2 separate regions of the Homo sapiens genome follow, and region 1 is linked to region 2. Evidence: chromatin loops called from intact Hi-C (ENCODE). Cell type or tissue: ovary. All regions are shown on one strand. Each heading gives the region's core, and the rest is flanking DNA. Links, peaks and the distances in the headings are about the cores only.

Region 1 (2,916 bases), core at 164-2,663, 59 kb after region 2:
GTCAGCGCTTCAACACATGAATTGGGGTGGGTAGCAGGGGACACACAATTTCTACCATGACAGACAGAGAGAGCCCAGAGAAATAAATGAAAAATGTCCATTATATTTTGCCACAAGGGAGCTCCTGGTGAAGCTAGAGAGCAATTTCAATGAGGCAGTGGGAGAAGAATCCAGAATGTGGGGGAGCAAGATGCACTGAACAGTGCTTAAATATGGGAGCAGCAATTTCTATTTCGGTCAGTTTCGATTTCAGCATTTTCATTAAATTTGGGTAAGTTGGGATAAGAAGGGAAAGAGAGAAGAGACTCACGCTGCAACTGTGTGGGATTGATCTAGGGCAGTACTGGCATGGTTTACTGTCATTGATGGGGGCTCTGTGGAATAGAGTTTGATGGGGAATTTCTGGGGGTGTCTCCTAGCTGAGTGACATGTAGTCCTTCTAAGGGCAGCACAGACATTTCTAGCTCTGCACTGTGAGTATCTGTCCAACCAATGAAATGGATTTCTGTGTACCCAAGGAGGTGTCCCTTGAGGCCAGTGGAAATCAAAGACCAGTCTTAACAGGGACTTGCTACAACCTGCCTTGCAGGCAGATTTGTGCCAGAGGGTAAGGAAGTGCGGGTGCTCATGCCTGAGTAAAAATGATAGCAGTTTTAGGAACAAAGAGCCTCACATTTTGCATAAAGTAACACAGTGGGGCCAGCAAGACATTTGACATGTTAAAAAGGAATATGTGGAGAAAGAGCCAAGCACAGATGGCAAAGACAAGAGTTAGGGGTTGTCATGGAAGGTTTAAGGAAGGAAGGAGATGGCTCTGCCATGGAGCCTCGTCACTCACAAGGGCTGTGGAAGTGCTGAACCAGGCAGTGCGCTGAACAAGTAATTGTGAGCACGTTGGCCGGAGTGTTACATTCAGAGGGAAGAGAACTGGGACAGCAGGGAAATTTCTGTGAAAACTTGCCAACAATTTTGAATGATAAACTTACACTCAAAAGCCTTGGCATTTGCTCTGATTTTTCAAGGGAGGTTTGAAAAAACAAAAAGCACATGTTTTAGAGAAAAATAATGACCGATCGTAGAACATAGTGTTTCTATTATGGTCCAGAAGTAAAGCATCAACGTTCGCTGTAGAAAGCCTCAACATCCCTGAGACGTAAGAAAAATACTTATTTCAAAAGTGAAGAGAATGCTCATTTGCTCCTTTAACATCAGTGACATTGTTCATGCTCAATGCATCCCACAAAAGCAGAAAGCTGATCAGATTGTTTTAGGCATAAATACTAAAGTGACTGGAAAATGTTAAAGCCTTTTTTTTTTTAAGACGGAGTCTTGCTCTGTCACCCAGGCTGGAGTGCAGTGGTGCCATCCCGGCTCACTGCAACCTCCGCCTCCCAGGTTCAAGTGATTCTCCTGCCTCAGCCTCCTGAGTAGCTGGGACTACAGGCACCCGCCCCCACGTCCAGTTAATTTTTTTGTATTTTTAGTAGAGATGGGGTTTCACCGTGTTAGCCAGGATGGTCTCTATCTCCTGACCTTGTGATCCACCCGCCTCGGCCTCCCAAAGTGCTGGGATTACAGGCATGAGCCACCATGCCCGGCCAAGCCTTTTTTTAAAAGAAACTCTGGCTGTGTTTGCTTCTCAGCCTTGACAATTCTTTGGGCTCAATGCTTACTTTCTGTCACACAGTGTTGGTTTTTTTTTTGGGGGGGGGGTTTAATAATTAATTTTTATTTTTATTTCAATAGTTTTTGGGGTACAGGTGGTTTTTGGTTACATGGATAAGTTCTTTAGTGGTGATTTCTGAGGTTTTAGTGCACCCATCACCCAAGCAGTGTACACTGTATCCAATGTGTTGTCTTTGATCCCTCACCTGAGAGAGAAGGTTGGGAAGGGGGGTGAGGGATAAATGAGTCCATTATATAATTCTTATGTATTTGCATTTTCATAGCTTAGCCCCCACTTATAACTGAGAACATACAATATTTCGTTTTCCATTCCTAAGTTACTTCACTTAGTTAGAATAATGGCCTCCAGCTCCATCCAAGTTGCTGCAAAAGATATTATTTCATTCCTTTTTATGGCTGAGTAGTATTCCATGGTGTACATATACCACATTTTCTTTATCCACTCACTTGTTGATGGGCACTTAGGTTGGTTCCATATCTCTGCAATTGTGAATTGTGCTGCTATAAATATGTGTTTGTATGCCGTCACACAGTTTTTGATGAAAGATGTTATTTAATGCTCTTGATTACCAATCTATTTCACCAGATATGATTCCAATTGACTTTTGGTTGTTAATTCCACCCACAAAGAAATTGAATTTGCCACTATTGGTAACATTCAAAAGAATGTAATGAACGAGGGCTCCTTGGAGAAATGGCTGATTCTAGGGCTGGAGCAAGGGAAATACAACATGAGCTTGGAATATCTTGTAGTGCCAGGAGGTGAGGAAGTGCTCAAAAATCAAAGGGAAGGAAGCATGTCAAAAAGAAACAGGAATCAGCCTGAAAGAGCTCCCAATGGCCAAAGCCGCAACAGTTTGAGCAACAACATAAATAATGCTGTATTGGATTATAACCCAAACTATAAAATAAATATCTATGACTCCATACTGATATAAATAAATGATCAAGTAAATAAAATAATGGGGGAAAAGAGACACATCTTCCTTAAAGAAGAATTTGAAATAATACATGTAAATATTCACCCCTCTAGGGGGTGGCACTCAATCCCTCCCACACCTTAAGGGTAGGCTAGACTTAGTGACTTACTTCCAAAGACTAGAGAAAGGGAGAAATAGAAGCTTTGCAATTGAGAAACCTGGGAAACTCCACCTTAAATGAGTGATGGTTAAGGTAAACTCTTCCTTAACTGAGGTCAATACCATAAGTAATATCATCTGGCTATCATGT
Region 2 (2,916 bases), core at 136-2,635:
AGGCTGAGACAGGAGAATTGCTTGAACCCGGGAGGTGGAGGTTGCAGTGAGCCGAGATGGCACCTCCGCACTCCAGCCTGGGTGACAGAGTGAGACTCTGTCTCAAAAAAAGAAAAAAAAAAGAAAAAAAAAAGTGTTACATGGAAGGCCGTTCTGCATTAAAGAGCTGCCCAAGGAGAAGGGAAGTAGTCAGTTTGCTCTTGCTAGAGATATGCAAACTCCACATGGAGAGTCCCCAGCTGGGGGCCAGAGATGCAGCCAGCCAATGGAGGATGGATCACCTTGACCTTCCAGGCTCCTTTCTGCCCAGAGGCCTAGGAAACACCTGCTGGCTGCCTCGCATGAGCGTAGAGACACAGGTGGACTTAATATTGCCCCTCCTTGAGGCAGGGCACAGTGGCTCACACCTGTAATCCCAGCACTTTGGGAGACGGAGGTGGGCAGATCACTTGAGGTCAGGAGTTCAAGACCAGCCTCACGAACATGGTGAAACCCCGTCTCTACTAAAAATACAAAAATTACCCGGCTGTGGTGGTGTCCGCCTCTAATCCCAGCTACTTGAGAGGCTGAGGCAGGAGAATCGCTTGAACCCAGGAGGCGGAGGTTGCAGTGAGCCAAGATCACGCCACTGCATTCCAGCCTTGGCAACAGAGCCAGGCTCCATCTCAAAAAAAAAAAAAAAGCTCCTTCTTTAAGGAAAGGCCAAATGCCAAATGCTATGGGTTGAATTTTGCCCCCACCATCTGCCCAAAATCATATGTTGAAGTCTTAACCCCCAGTGCCTCAGAATGTGACCTTATTTGCAAATAGAGTAATTGCAGATGTAATTAATTAAGACAAGGTCGTACTGGTGTAAGGTGGGTCCTAAATCCAATATGACTGGTATCCTTATAAAAGGGGAAAATCTGGGCACAGACAGGCCCACAGGAGGAAAATCCATGTGAAGATGAAGCCAGAGACCATGGTGATGCATTTATAAACCAAGGAAGGCCAAAGGTTGCTGGAAACCCCTGGAGGGTAGGTGAGGGCCTGGGACAGATTCCCCCTCGCAGCCTCAGGAGGAACCAGCTCTGCCAACACCTTGATCTTAGACTTCCACCCTCCTGAACTTAGACGACCCATTTCTGCCGTGTGAGCCCCCGGCCTGTGGTGTTTTGTCACGGCAGCCCCCGCAGACCGAAAGACCAGCTGAGCGCTCCTTTTCTCAGCATCAGCGGGACGGCCGCAGTTTCTTCCTCTGTGGGTGGATGGACCACTTTGCTGCCTTGTTGCTCGAAGGTGCACAGGAATCCGGCGCCAAAGGGTTGCTGGTTGGAGACAAAGCCACTTTCAAAATGTTCCGATGGGGAACAGCTGCCTCCTCCAAGCCCACCCTGTGCTAAAGCAGCCCTCCTGGGCCCAGAGCTCTGGCTCTGATGCAGTTGAGAATAATTGCCATGTGGGAGGAGGGCGGCCATTTTCCCCCGTCAGGGGTCAGAGCCCCTCTGCTCTGATAAAAGCAGCCACAGGGCCACAAGAACAAGGGGAGAAAATAGAGGAAGGGGCGCTCAGGCAGCCCAGAGAGCTAGGAACGGCCCCTGCTCCCTGTGGGCTCCCCCTTTATCCAGACAATGGTTTTATTCAAGCTGCTGGGGCTCCCTATCCTTGGCCCAGGCACACATCAGGAGTGTGGAGGCTGAACGTGCCTTTAAGAACCAGGACCTGCAGATCTAAGAGTCCTGGTATTGAGGCGGCTGTCAGGGAGGTCTCAATGGATGAGAGGCCAGAATCTGTGGCTTCTGCCATCAGTCTCTCATAAACACCATCATCATAACTCCCATCTCTCCAGCACTTCCTCTGCATTTGGCACCATAATAAGCACTTTCTGTGCATTTTGTCCTTTTATCCTCTAACTGCCCTAGCAGGTGGGTCCCTTTGTTATCTCATCTTATGCATCAGGAAACTGAGGCACAGAGAGGTTAAGGAACTTGCCGAAGGCCACAGAGCTAGTGGGCAACAGAGCCAAGCTCCGTGCTGGTAACCACCGTGGGCTGTGTTCTCCTCTCCGTGGGAAGTCTGTGGGCAGACAGCAGGGCCAAGCAGGAGGATTGCAGGGAAGGGCCTCTGAAGTCCATCTTGCAGGGCTAAGTTGGGGTCTTAGAGCCTGCGGCCCTGCAGAACATGAAATCATGCCTTGCAGAGCCGAACAGGGCCTTGAAATCATACAGTCCCCATTTTTCTCACAAAGAGGCTAAGGTCTATGGAGGTGAAGTGGCTGGTCCCAAATCCCAGAACAAATTAGTGGCAGAACCAGGCCAAGAGCATAGACGTCCTGGTTTCCAACCCAGCGATCTTTGTTAAATACCATGGTCCATCTTAACAAGAGGTAGTAATTTTCTTCCGTAGCTTTAGAGATTTGTAAAGGATGCTGAGAAACCCTTCCTGATCACAAAGGCTGTGACATATTTGGTTGAGTTTGCCATGGCAGTTCTTCTATAGGAGTTGGAAGAGTTGGACAGACACCATGATTCCAGCTGGGATGAGCATCCAACCTGCCATAGGCTGACTCCCCTGGAGAAGACCAACTGCAGGCCAAAATCTCCTAAGATCATATTTTAGATGTGGAGTTGAGTGAATTAACCTTTTGCTAGAAGTCCATCAGTCCTCCTATGCTCATTGTACCAATCACTGATAAATGTCAGCTGAAGACAAGGGAATCATTTTAGCACAGTAGAGACATTGAGAGACTGGATATCAACTATTGATGGTTCTTGAGACGTGTCTACAAAATTCTCCCATCCATTCAACCACTTAACCGTCCATCCTTCCATCCATCTGTCCATTCATCATCTTTTCATCCATTCACCCATCCATTCATCCACCCTTCCATTTATTTACCAGGTCCTTACTCTGTGTAAAGTATTTTGCTAGACCCTA

What was found. Hi-C counts contacts between places; a loop is a spot of excess contacts. Peaks named below come from ENCODE experiments on the same cell type or tissue, not always from the same donor. Only the 100,000 strongest peaks of a DNase experiment are listed, where the experiment ranks them.
Region 1: it touches region 2 in a loop (4-fold over the local background); 1 of 110 quality-filtered maps calls a loop at or near these places.

What each region holds. Positions count from the first base shown.
Region 1 is chr21:32,013,629-32,016,544 of GRCh38, reverse strand. No RefSeq gene overlaps it. Among named protein-coding and RNA genes, the nearest start is that of LINC00159, 71 kb to the left of the region's middle. In ovary, for the core only: no CTCF peak of the experiment used is centred there; no DNase peak of the experiment used is centred there.
Region 2 is chr21:32,072,461-32,075,376 of GRCh38, reverse strand. No RefSeq gene overlaps it. Among named protein-coding and RNA genes, the nearest start is that of LINC00159, 12 kb to the left of the region's middle. In ovary, for the core only: no CTCF peak of the experiment used is centred there; a DNase peak (open chromatin) is centred at 1,218.